Linked DNA regions of Homo sapiens: region 1 is linked to region 2. Evidence: chromatin contacts called from ENCODE POLR2A ChIA-PET data. All regions are on one chromosome and are shown on one strand. Each heading gives the region's core, a stretch centred on a gene start or an enhancer-like site at or near the end of the contact. The rest is flanking DNA. Distances are from core to core; before and after follow the strand shown. Region 1 holds the start of RGS9BP (regulator of G protein signaling 9 binding protein). Region 2 holds the start of JUND (JunD proto-oncogene, AP-1 transcription factor subunit).

Region 1 (5,317 bases), core at 1,463-3,962, about 14 Mb before region 2:
GGAGTTCAAGGCTGTGGTTTGCTGATTGCGCCCCTGCACTCCAGCCTGGGCGACACCACAAGATCCTATCTCTAAAGAAAAATAAAAATAAATAAATAAATTAACTGCCTTAAAAACATTAGCCAGGTGCGGTGGCACACACCTGTAGTTCCAGCTACTCAGGAGGCTGAAGTAGGAGGATAGTTTGAGCCCGAGATTTGGAGGCTGCAGTGAGCCACAATCACACCATTGCACTCCAGCCTGGGTGACAGAGGGAGACCCTGTCTCAAAAAAGAAAAAAGTGGGGGGGGGGGAAGACTATCAACTTCAGAAGTAGATGAAATATATATTTAGTAATCTAAGTATCTACATAAAGATACTATGTTTGACTCATTGGCAGGTATGAGTTCATGGCCCAGCGTTCTTTATTAAAATAACAGCTTTCATAGTACACGCTGTGGTTACGTCATTTTTCTTTCAGAGTATTATTACCTTTTAAAAGCTTCTTAAATCCCAAGTTAAAGCTGTTACATTCTAACCCAGTCTCAGAGCTGATTGGCTCAAAACCTCTGTGGGCCAGTAATGCCACATTACCCCGGAGGGGCGGGCAGCGCGGGGGTCAGGGAGCTGCCAAAGCCAGCCCTCCTACTGGCCAGCACGCACATTCCAGGGGATAAATAGGATTAAGTGCTCTAAAGAGGATTCCCAGCCCTCCTGCAAAGGAGGTTCAAACACTCTGGTCTAGTTCTGAACAAAAATAAGCCCCAGAGAAGGAGAAAGTGCCTGTTTAAACACCAGGTGGCCCTACCCCAAGCCTCTGCTCTTCCTCTTACCCCCATCTCCGGGTGGCTGGGGAGAGCCCTTTTCCGCAGGCAAGTGTGCGCACTGGATCCAAGTCCGTGAGAGTAGGTTCAACCCACCCTCTTTGGTTTCCTAAATAGGGTCAGCCCCTGAGCGGCAGTGGGAGGTCATGACCTCAAATCTCTTCTAGCTGCTCTTGGGGACGAATGGATAAACTCTGCTAGGAAGGGCTGTAGCGCGTCTTAGAGAAAGCCCTTTGTATGAACTGCTCTCGGGACACTCTCCTAAATTTAGGCCCTGAAAGATTAAGGTAATAAAAGCTGCTGACATTTGATTGCAATTTTTCTTGTCCGGGAAACAGACCAACCACATAGAACCAAACAGCGTCCCTCTCCAAACTTCACTCCACCCCACCCACCTTTTCAAACTGTCCCACGCAGAAAGGGGGCGACGCTGGCAGGGGTGGGCACCGAACTCGGACTCCCTGTAAAGACGCCCCAACAGCACATGTGTTAACTCATTAACTCGGAGGGATCTAGGGTCACTGTGACGGTTTTCTATTAATAGGGAATAAAGCTCCTGCAGACGTTAGCGGTAATGCCCTGACGGCCGGCGCAAAGTTAACTCCTCCCGGGCCAGCAAGAGGAAACCGTGTCCTGCCCAGGCAGATGTGCACTGGAAACGCGCGTGTACCCATGCACACACGGGGTTTTAGGACCACTCCCCTTGCACAGGCCAGACCCCACACCCATCCCGAGTCTTTTCTCAGGGGAGGGAGCGGCAGCAGCAGGCGGCCGTCGGGTGTCCGTCAGCTCAGCTTCGCCACGCACACGGCTAGGGCCACAGCCGCCAGCAGCACGGCGCCGAAAAGGATGGCGGCCAGGGCCTTCCTGGGGTCGCAACCCCCCCCGCGCTCCTGCAAGGACACGACCGAGGAGGGGCCGGCGCTGACCGTGGACAGGAGCTCGGCGCCCGCCGCCTGCCGGGCTTGCACGGTCCAGCGGGGCACGTTGACCTTCATCTCCATGTTGTCGATCATCTCGCCCACCTGAAGGACCTCGCGCTCCAGCTCCCGCAGGTCCGCGACGTCGAAGTCGCCCTCCGCCTCGAGCCGCAGGCTGCGGGTGCTCAGCGCGCGCGCCGCCACGCCGGAGGAGGCGCCAGCCACACCTGTGCGCACCAGCGGCCGCCGCGGCGCGTGCAGCGGGAACGCGGCGCCCAGCTCCAGCGCGCGTCGCATGTCCGCTTCCAGCAGGTCCAGGCAGCCCGAGAAGGCCACCCAGAGCCGCTCGAACTCGGCGCGCTCGTCGGCGGCCAGGCCCCGGTCGCGCAGCACAGCAGTCAGCCGGGCGCAGGTGGACACCGCCAGCTCCTGCGCCTTCTGGCGCGTCTTTTGCAGCTCCTGCCGCAGGTTCTGCGAGTCCGCCGAGCCACCGACGGTCAGCACCAGGTGGTGGTAGCACGCAGTCGTCTTGTTGAGCCCGTCCAGCAGCGCCTTGCACTCCTCCCTCGCCATCGCGGTGGGCTCCGGCTGGGCCCGGCCGCCCGCGCCCGTTAGCCTCCCCCTCAGCGCGGCAGGATGTGGCTAACCCCCATCCCGGCCTTGGGCCGCGCGGCACGAACGCTCTTCATGGTCCGTGACTCGCTCGGCGCTACCGCCAACGTCCACGGAGCCCGCCCGGGACCCTCGACGTGCGCCTCTGCGGACGGGGCGCGCAGAGGGAGCCCCGTTAGCGGTCCCCCGCTCCCTCGTCCATCCTCCCCAGGCGCACTCCGAGTCACACGTCGTGTCTCTGCACCGCCCTGGCCTCCACGGTGGCTCCCTGCGAAGCTGAGGGTGCGGTCCCCATCCTCCGTGGGTGCCAACTCCGGGGCAAGCAGGCTGCAGAGCCGCGCGCTCCGCCTTAGGCGCTGCCAAGGGCGGCCGGGTAGGGTTTCCTAGGACCCGCCCACCCCGCTCGTCCCGGCCGGAGCTGCCACCCCCTGGATCAGTGGTAGGCGGGGCTCCACGCGGGGAGGTCACGTGTGGGTGGCCCATCCCTCCCTCCCCTTCGCCCCATCCGAGTTCTGGAATGTTAGCGCTCGGGAGATCCAACCCGTTCTATTTTACGGATGGGGAAACTGAGGCCCAGGTAAAAAGCGGGCCAGGCTCCCGCGGAGTTTTTGCCTGTGATGGGACTAGAACCCAGCTATACTGACTCCCGGACCCTGTCGGCGACAGGACGTCGGGTGCCCCGCAGGACTGGGCACCTCCGTGCCCCAAAGCGAGCAGTGACTGGCAATCCGAGGGGCTGGGCGCCGCCGGGGTCAGGTGTCCCTGCCGCGTTGCGCTCACGTTGGTCGGTGCTTCCAAGCGCTAACCCCACCTCTAGTGTCAGCCCGGCTCCCAGCCCCGCCCCTCACGTTCTGGGCACGCGCAGTTGCGGGCGTGGGGCGGGGCCAGCTGGAGTAGGAAGCGTAGGGAGCCGCCTGAGCCCCGCCCCCGGCTGGGCTGGACTCCATGATTGCTCTGCGTACACGTCACTCTGGGAAACGACGGTTTCTCATTGGGTCAGCTGTGGCGCGGCTCCGCCCCACGGCGGAGTAAGGGGTGGGCTATAGGGCCAGATCGCCGCGCGAGGGTGGTGGGCATCGAGGTCCCAGCAGCGGACGAGGGAGGTGCCGCCGTCGCCCAGGATGGGCTGGGAATGAAGCGATGTAGCCTTTTAAGTAAGTGTCCTCGCGCTGGCCTCCTCCTGCGCCTCCCCTCCCGCGGGATGGCTGCGCCTCGGGGCGCGGCGGCCGGGCGGGGCCCGGAGAGTGAGGGGGGAGGGGCTCCCTGCTCTCCGGAGTCCGCTCCCGGGTCCGCCAGGTGGCCCCGCGCCGCCCCAGCCCCCGCGTCCCCAGGTGGGTGCCCGGTGCGCAGCCGGCGCGCCCTGCCCACTCCGCCCCTCGGGTCTGGAGGAGGGGAGCGGTCGGCGCGGAGAATGCACCCTCCGAGCCTCGCTGCGTCGACACCGGCGGGTGTGGCCGGGGTGCCGGGTCCGGCGGTTCGGATCTGGCGGGGCGCGGGGCGGTCGCCGCGCGGTTTCCCGGAGGCCTAGGGTCTGCTGGAGGGGAGCGGCGGGTGGGGGTCCGAGCCGCGCGCGCAGCGGTTGTGGTTTCCGGGGGGTGATGAGGGCGCGGAGCGGGGAATCCCTGGCTGCCGGCCTCTCGCAGGGCGGGGGGGTCTCTGCATTCCCACAGGTAAAGATTGTTAAAGGAAAACTCTTAAGCACCGAGAGATGTTCCGGATTCTGAGTCTGTTCCGTCTTGTGGTTGAAAATGGACTGCCCAGGAGCACACGAGCCACGCGGTGCCCCCTTGGCTGCCCCACGAGGTGCAGGGGACGTGGGCACTCGCGGCCTGTGCTGGGCGAGGGAGCAAGGGACGGGTCTTCGCTGAGGATTTAGAGCATGCAGGGAACGAGGGCTGCTGGCAGTGCTGGAGGGACTGTGAGGCTGCAGAGAGCTCAGATTTTACAAGTTGATGGGTTTCATGGATAGAGGCCCCTATTTTGATTAAAAAATGCACTCTTCCCACTGGCCGAAGAGTAGAGCAGTGGATATTTTTTTTCTTTTCTTTCTTTTCGTTTTTTTCTTTTTGAGACAGGGTCTGGCTCTGTTGGCTAGTCTGGAGTGCAGTGATGCCATCATAGCTCATTGCAGCCTCAAACTCCTGGACTCAAGCAATCCTTTCACCTCAGCCTCTGTAGTAGCTGGGACTACAGGCGCATGCCACTATGCACGGCTAATTTTTAATTTTTTTTTTTTTTTTTTGTAGAGATGGAGTCTAGCAGGTTGCCTAGGCTGGTCTTGAACTCCTGGACTCAAGCCATGCTCTCGTCTTGGCCTCCCAAGGTGTTGGGATTACAGGCACTAGCCACCACGTTTTGCTGAGCAGTAGCTGTTACGTTTCGAGATCAGCCTGGCATGAGGACTGGTGTTGAGGTGGCCTAAGGGTCCGGTGTACTGAGCCCCGGGGCCTGCTGTCACCCAGGGGTCCGTCCTTTAACTGGGTGAGCAGTAGGCTGGGTGTTTGCTGCCAGGGCTTGGGTACTCCTGGCCTTGACCATTGTGTGGAAGGGGGGTTCTCAGCCACCCACACGCTACATAGGGTCGTTCCCAGGGGGATAGTAGTTTTCAGGACAAAATGGGTGGAAAGAGGGAAAATACTCTTTCCCTTCGGGGGAAGCTTTGGAGACAGCAGAGGGTGAGGAAGCTGCAAAGGTGGCCAGAGGCCAGATGTGCCAGGTCCTGAGCACCTAGCAGAGAAGTTGAGGGCTCACCTGGTGGGGAGTGCAGGGGAATCCTTTGAGGAATCCTGCAGAGCTCGGCGCTGGAAAGATCGCTTTGTTGTGTTGCTGGTGGACAGGCGTGAGTGAAATCCAGGGGGCAGATCCAGGAGGCACAGCCCGTAGGCCTTGGAAGGAGGGGATGCAGGATGGGAGCAGGAGCAGAGACTTCTTCTGACCAGCCATAGGGACAGGAATGCACCTGGGGATCTGACATTGGATAGA
Region 2 (5,432 bases), core at 1,239-3,738:
GACTAGCTGGGATTACAGGCACCTGCCACCACACCTGGCTAATTTTTTTTTCTTTTCTTTTTTCTTTTTTTTTTTTGAGACGGAGTCTCGCTCTGTTGCCCAGGCTGGAGTGTAGTGGTGTGATCTCGGCTCACTGCAAGCTCTGCCTCCCGGGTTCATGCCATTCTCCTGCCTCAGCCTCCCGAGTAGCTGGGGACTACAGGCGCCCGCCACCATGCCCGGCTAATTTTTTTTTTTATTTTTCAGTAGAGACAGGGTTTCACCGTGTTAACCAGGATGGTCTTGATCTCCTGACCTCGTGATCAGCCTGCCTTGGCCTCCTAAAGTGCTGGGATGACAGGCGTGAGCCTCTGCGCCCAGCCTAATTTTTATTTTCAATAGAGATGGGGTTTCACCATGATGGTCAGGCTGGTCTCAAACTCCTGACCTCAAATGCCTGCCTCAGACTTCCAAAGTGCTGGGATTACAGGCAGGAGTCACCGCGTGTGGCCGACAGGCCACCTCTCTTGGTGATGAGGACAGCCTCCCTTATGGCCTTCATGCCCCAGTTGGGGGCAGAGCCAGGTGAGTAAGGAGGATAGAAAAGGAGTAACGCATGCCCACTGGCCAGGCAGACAAACTGAGGCTAGAGACCACCCACACAAGCAACCTTTTGTTGCATTCACCTTTATTTTTTATTTTTTTTTGAGACTGGAGTCTCACTCTGTCTCCCAGGCTGGAGTGCAGTGGCACAATCTCAGCTCACTGCAACCTCTGCCTCCCGGGTTCAAGCGATTCTCATGTCTCAGCCTCCTGAGTAGCTGGGATTACAGGTGCACACCACCACACCCGGTTAATTTTCGTATTTTTTTTTTTTTTTGTATTTTTGTATTTCGGCCAGTCTGGTCTTGAACTGCTGACCTCAAGTGATCTGCCTGCCTCGGCCTCCCAAAGTGCTGGGATTACAGGCATGAGCCACCACACCCAGCCCCGCATTCACCTTTAATACTGAGCATCCATTCTATGCGAGGCCCTGTCAGCAGGCTCAGCATAGGCAATGTCCCTGACCTTCAGGGACTATGGTCCACTCCATCATTCTGGCAGATTCAGAGGCTACAATAAAGGAGTAAAGTCTGAGGGTGGGGCACTTCCTGAAGACACATCTTTGCACTGGGGGAAGGGAGTACCAAGCAGAGAGCATAGCACGTGCAAAGGCCCAGAGGTACGATTAGTCCTGCAACTGGGAGGCCAAGGATCAGAGAGAGTGAGGGGAAGGAGGTCAGGGAAAGGAGGGTGTGGGCTCCATTCAGACAGAGGTGGGGAGCTGGAGGGGTGCATGCAGAGGCTGTAGGTCAGATCCAGATGTCCTAAGGATCCCTTGTGAGTATTGGTGGGGTGGGTCCATCTCTCCTCCCTCACACCCCCTTCCCAGCCAGTCTTAATAGTGGCTCATTAAGCCCTAACAGCCATGATAGTGGTAACAAGCATGTAATAATTATACCCGGCATTCCTGCCTCATCAGCCCAGCCCCTGGAGTTGGGCACCCTCGCCCAGGACATCACAGCCCTGGCAGACCTGGGGTTAAAACGTGGGCGGCGGAAGGAAGGGGCTGCGCAGGGGCCTGGACTCCCAGGTTCTAGGGTTCTAAGGGTGGACAAGAGCTCAGGCCTAGTCACAGCCCGGGCCCTGCTGTGACTCCTAGCTAACTCTCGGGGGATGGTCACTCCACCTCTCTGAGCCCAGTTTCCCATCTGTAAAGGCAGGAAGTAGGACTCCTGGTTCTAGAACGCACTCAGTGAAAATGATCAGGATCCAAGCGCTTTCAGCAACTTCTGGCGACCCTCCTCTCCCCTCCCGTCTCTTCCTGAGCAATCACACGCGGGGTGGAGGGAGGGAGGGAAGGAAGGAGGGAGGGTGAGGAACGCAGACCTCCCCACACCCCCGGCGAGCCCCCGGACACAGCCCCACCAGGCCTCCAGCCCCGTATCCGCACAAAGCCTCTCCAGAAGGCGCGCTAGGGGAGGCCCTGGCGGCACAGCAGAGCAGGAGGCGCCAAGGAGTTATTTAGCCATGCGGGACCCCATCCCCCTCCAGTCCCCGGAGGCCGGCACCGCCCCCGCCCCCGCCCCCGCCCGGCCGGGGCCCCACGCGCGGACACGGGGCGGGGCCTCGGGGCGGGCGGGCGCCTGGTGGCCCGGGCCCATCACGCCACCCGGGACGTGCCTTGGCGGAGGCGGCGCCGGGGAGATCGGTCGTACACAGCGGTCCCGGGGCGGGGTGACCCGGCCCGGGCGCGCGGCCGCCCCCATGACGTCAACCCACAAGGCAGCGCGCTGTTGTGGCGTTTACCGCGCGTCGCCGGGGCAACGGCGGCCGGGCGGGCGTCGGCGGCTTGGCCCCGCCCCTCCATGCAAATGAGCGACGTCACCCGCACCCAATGGCGAACGGGGGCGGTGAGCTCATCGCGCCGAGCCGAGGCTATAAGAGGGCGCACAAGTGGCGCGGCGCAGGAGCCGCCGCCAGTGGAGGGCCGGGCGCTGCGGCCGCGGCCGGGGCGGGCGCAGGGCCGAGCGGACGGGGGGGCGCGGGCCCCCCGGGAGGCCGCGGCCACTCCCCCCCGGGCCGGCGCGGCGGGGGAGGCGGAGGATGGAAACACCCTTCTACGGCGATGAGGCGCTGAGCGGCCTGGGCGGCGGCGCCAGTGGCAGCGGCGGCAGCTTCGCGTCCCCGGGCCGCTTGTTCCCCGGGGCGCCCCCGACGGCCGCGGCCGGCAGCATGATGAAGAAGGACGCGCTGACGCTGAGCCTGAGTGAGCAGGTGGCGGCAGCGCTCAAGCCTGCGGCCGCGCCGCCTCCTACCCCCCTGCGCGCCGACGGCGCCCCCAGCGCGGCACCCCCCGACGGCCTGCTCGCCTCTCCCGACCTGGGGCTGCTGAAGCTGGCCTCCCCCGAGCTCGAGCGCCTCATCATCCAGTCCAACGGGCTGGTCACCACCACGCCGACGAGCTCACAGTTCCTCTACCCCAAGGTGGCGGCCAGCGAGGAGCAGGAGTTCGCCGAGGGCTTCGTCAAGGCCCTGGAGGATTTACACAAGCAGAACCAGCTCGGCGCGGGCGCGGCCGCTGCCGCCGCCGCCGCCGCCGCCGGGGGGCCCTCGGGCACGGCCACGGGCTCCGCGCCCCCCGGCGAGCTGGCCCCGGCGGCGGCCGCGCCCGAAGCGCCTGTCTACGCGAACCTGAGCAGCTACGCGGGCGGCGCCGGGGGCGCGGGGGGCGCCGCGACGGTCGCCTTCGCTGCCGAACCTGTGCCCTTCCCGCCGCCGCCACCCCCAGGCGCGTTGGGGCCGCCGCGCCTGGCTGCGCTCAAGGACGAGCCACAGACGGTGCCCGACGTGCCGAGCTTCGGCGAGAGCCCGCCGTTGTCGCCCATCGACATGGACACGCAGGAGCGCATCAAGGCGGAGCGCAAGCGGCTGCGCAACCGCATCGCCGCCTCCAAGTGCCGCAAGCGCAAGCTGGAGCGCATCTCGCGCCTGGAAGAGAAAGTGAAGACCCTCAAGAGTCAGAACACGGAGCTGGCGTCCACGGCGAGCCTGCTGCGCGAGCAGGTGGCGCAGCTCAAGCAGAAAGTCCTCAGCCACGTCAACAGCGGCTGCCAGCTGCTGCCCCAGCACCAGGTGCCCGCGTACTGAGTCCGCGCGCGGGGCGCATGCGCGGCCACCCTCCCCAAGGGGCGGGCTCGCGGGGGGGTGTCGTGGGCGCCCCGGACTTGGAGAGGGTGCGGCCCTGGGGACCCCCCCTCCCCGAGTGTGCCCAGGAACTCAGAGAGGGCGCGGCCCCCGGGGATTCCCCCCCCCCGAGGGTGCCCAGGACTCGACAAGCTGGACCCCCTGCTCCCGGGGGGGCGAGCGCATGACCCCCCCGCCCTCGCGCTGCCTCTTTCCCCCGCGCGGCCGCCCCGTGTTGCACAAACCCGCGCGTCTCGGCTGCCCCTTTGTACACCGCGCCGCGGAAGGGGGCTCCGAGGGGGCGCAGCCTCAAACCCTGCCTTTCCTTTACTTTTACTTTTTTTTTTTTTTCTTTGGAAGAGAGAAGAACAGAGTGTTCGATTCTGCCCTATTTATGTTTCTACTCGGGAACAAACGTTGGTTGTGTGTGTGTGTGTTTTCTTGTGTTGGTTTTTTAAAGAAATGGGAAGAAGAAAAAAAAATTCTCCGCCCCTTTCCTCGATCTCGCTCCCCCCTTCGGTTCTTTCGACCGGTCCCCCCTCCCTTTTTTGTTCTGTTTTGTTTTGTTTTGCTACGAGTCCACATTCCTGTTTGTAATCCTTGGTTCGCCCGGTTTTCTGTTTTCAGTAAAGTCTCGTTACGCCAGCTCGGCTCTCCGCCTCCTTCTTCCCCCGCCGGGGCCTGGCGGGCTGGGCGGGGCCTGGTTCGCTTCCCCCCTACACCCCCGCCTTTCTCTCCTCCCTCTGTCCCTAGCTCCTCCCCTTGTTGGAGGGAGCAGAGAGCGGGTGTCTGAGAGCGGCCCGCACATCTGGCGCGCAGCGAGCGCCCCCTAGACGCGCCTTGGCGCGGGGCCGGCTGATGTCCAGGTTGGGGAGGGGTCTTGGGGTCTTTGATCTGCGTTTGGAACTAGCTAATGCCCCCTTGCCTTTTGGGAAGGAGAGATTTCGAGGTGGAAAGGGCACAGCCCCAGCCCAAAGCAGGAAGGAAGAGACAGAAACTTAGTAAACTTTTTAACCTTTTGGTCCTTGGTTTGCCTGTCCGTATAAAATGGGGAGAACAGTCGAAAAACTTGCCCCATAAAGTTGTGACGATTAAGAGAGTTTATGTTTACAGAGCAGTGCTTGGCTTACAGTGTAAGCTTTTCTCTTTTGGTGGATCGGGGGATGCTGAGGCCCAGGACAAGCTGATGGACCCAGTACCAGGAGGAAGTTGGCACAGGTGGGATCTAACCCAAGAGGTCTGCCTCCAGGACTGGGATTTTCCAAGTATCTCCCTGAAGTTCGCTTCTCCTCCTCCTCCCAACATCCTACTCCCTACTTTGAGGAAATCTAAGGTTCAGAGAGGTTGAGCAACTGGCTTGACATCACACAGCCTTTTAAGGAGACTGTGCAGAGATAGTCTGACCTTGGACTCCCTCACTTTCAGAGCTTTGACCCGAGGCTTCCTGCTTCTCCTGCCTGCTCTGCCCTTTGCTGTTAAGACCCTGCGCTTTGGGCTTCCAACTCATTGGGGACCCTGAGGGATGTGAACATTAGTGGCCGAGGTCACACAGCAAGTAGGGCTGGTGGCCATGTGTACCTAGCCAGCCCTGTTAGGGAGGGCCACTGAATTGTACCCATTTTACAGATGAAGAAACTTGGAGAGAATGGCCACCGTCCCTTGGTCATGGAGAAAGGCCTTGCCACCAACAGCTATGTTGGGGTTCATTTGTTTGAGACAGAGTCTCG

The links. ChIA-PET counts read pairs that join two places held with the same protein, here RNA polymerase II (POLR2A).
Region 1: POLR2A ChIA-PET joins it to region 2 with 12 read pairs in A673. The contact joins the promoter of RGS9BP here to the promoter of JUND in region 2. POLR2A ChIA-PET finds 5 or more read pairs at or near these places in 2 of 52 experiments (A673 and Caco-2).

The regions. Positions count from the first base shown.
Region 1 is chr19:32,673,243-32,678,559 of GRCh38, reverse strand. RGS9BP (regulator of G protein signaling 9 binding protein) reads right to left here and starts at 2,712. Exons shown (of 1, transcript NM_207391.3): 1 at 260-2,712. The coding sequence starts at 2,296. The coding sequence ends at 1,589. It overlaps ANKRD27 (ankyrin repeat domain 27), which reads left to right and starts at 3,380. Exons shown (of 29, transcript NM_032139.3): 1 at 3,380-3,489. RefSeq lists enhancers at 2,016-2,065, 2,836-2,945, 2,833-3,452 and silencers at 2,466-2,525, 3,096-3,825, 3,846-3,895.
Region 2 is chr19:18,278,678-18,284,109 of GRCh38, reverse strand. It overlaps JUND (JunD proto-oncogene, AP-1 transcription factor subunit), which reads left to right and starts at 2,488. Exons shown (of 1, transcript NM_005354.6): 1 at 2,488-4,416. The coding sequence starts at 2,626. The coding sequence ends at 3,669. MIR3188 (microRNA 3188) reads right to left here and starts at 2,033; the gene lies at 1,949-2,033. LOC124904652 (a long non-coding RNA gene) reads right to left here and starts at 2,018. Exons shown (of 2, transcript XR_007067154.1): 1 at 980-2,018. RefSeq lists silencers at 2,010-3,009, 3,590-3,899, 4,330-4,529 and enhancers at 2,503-3,354, 4,580-4,789, 5,130-5,209.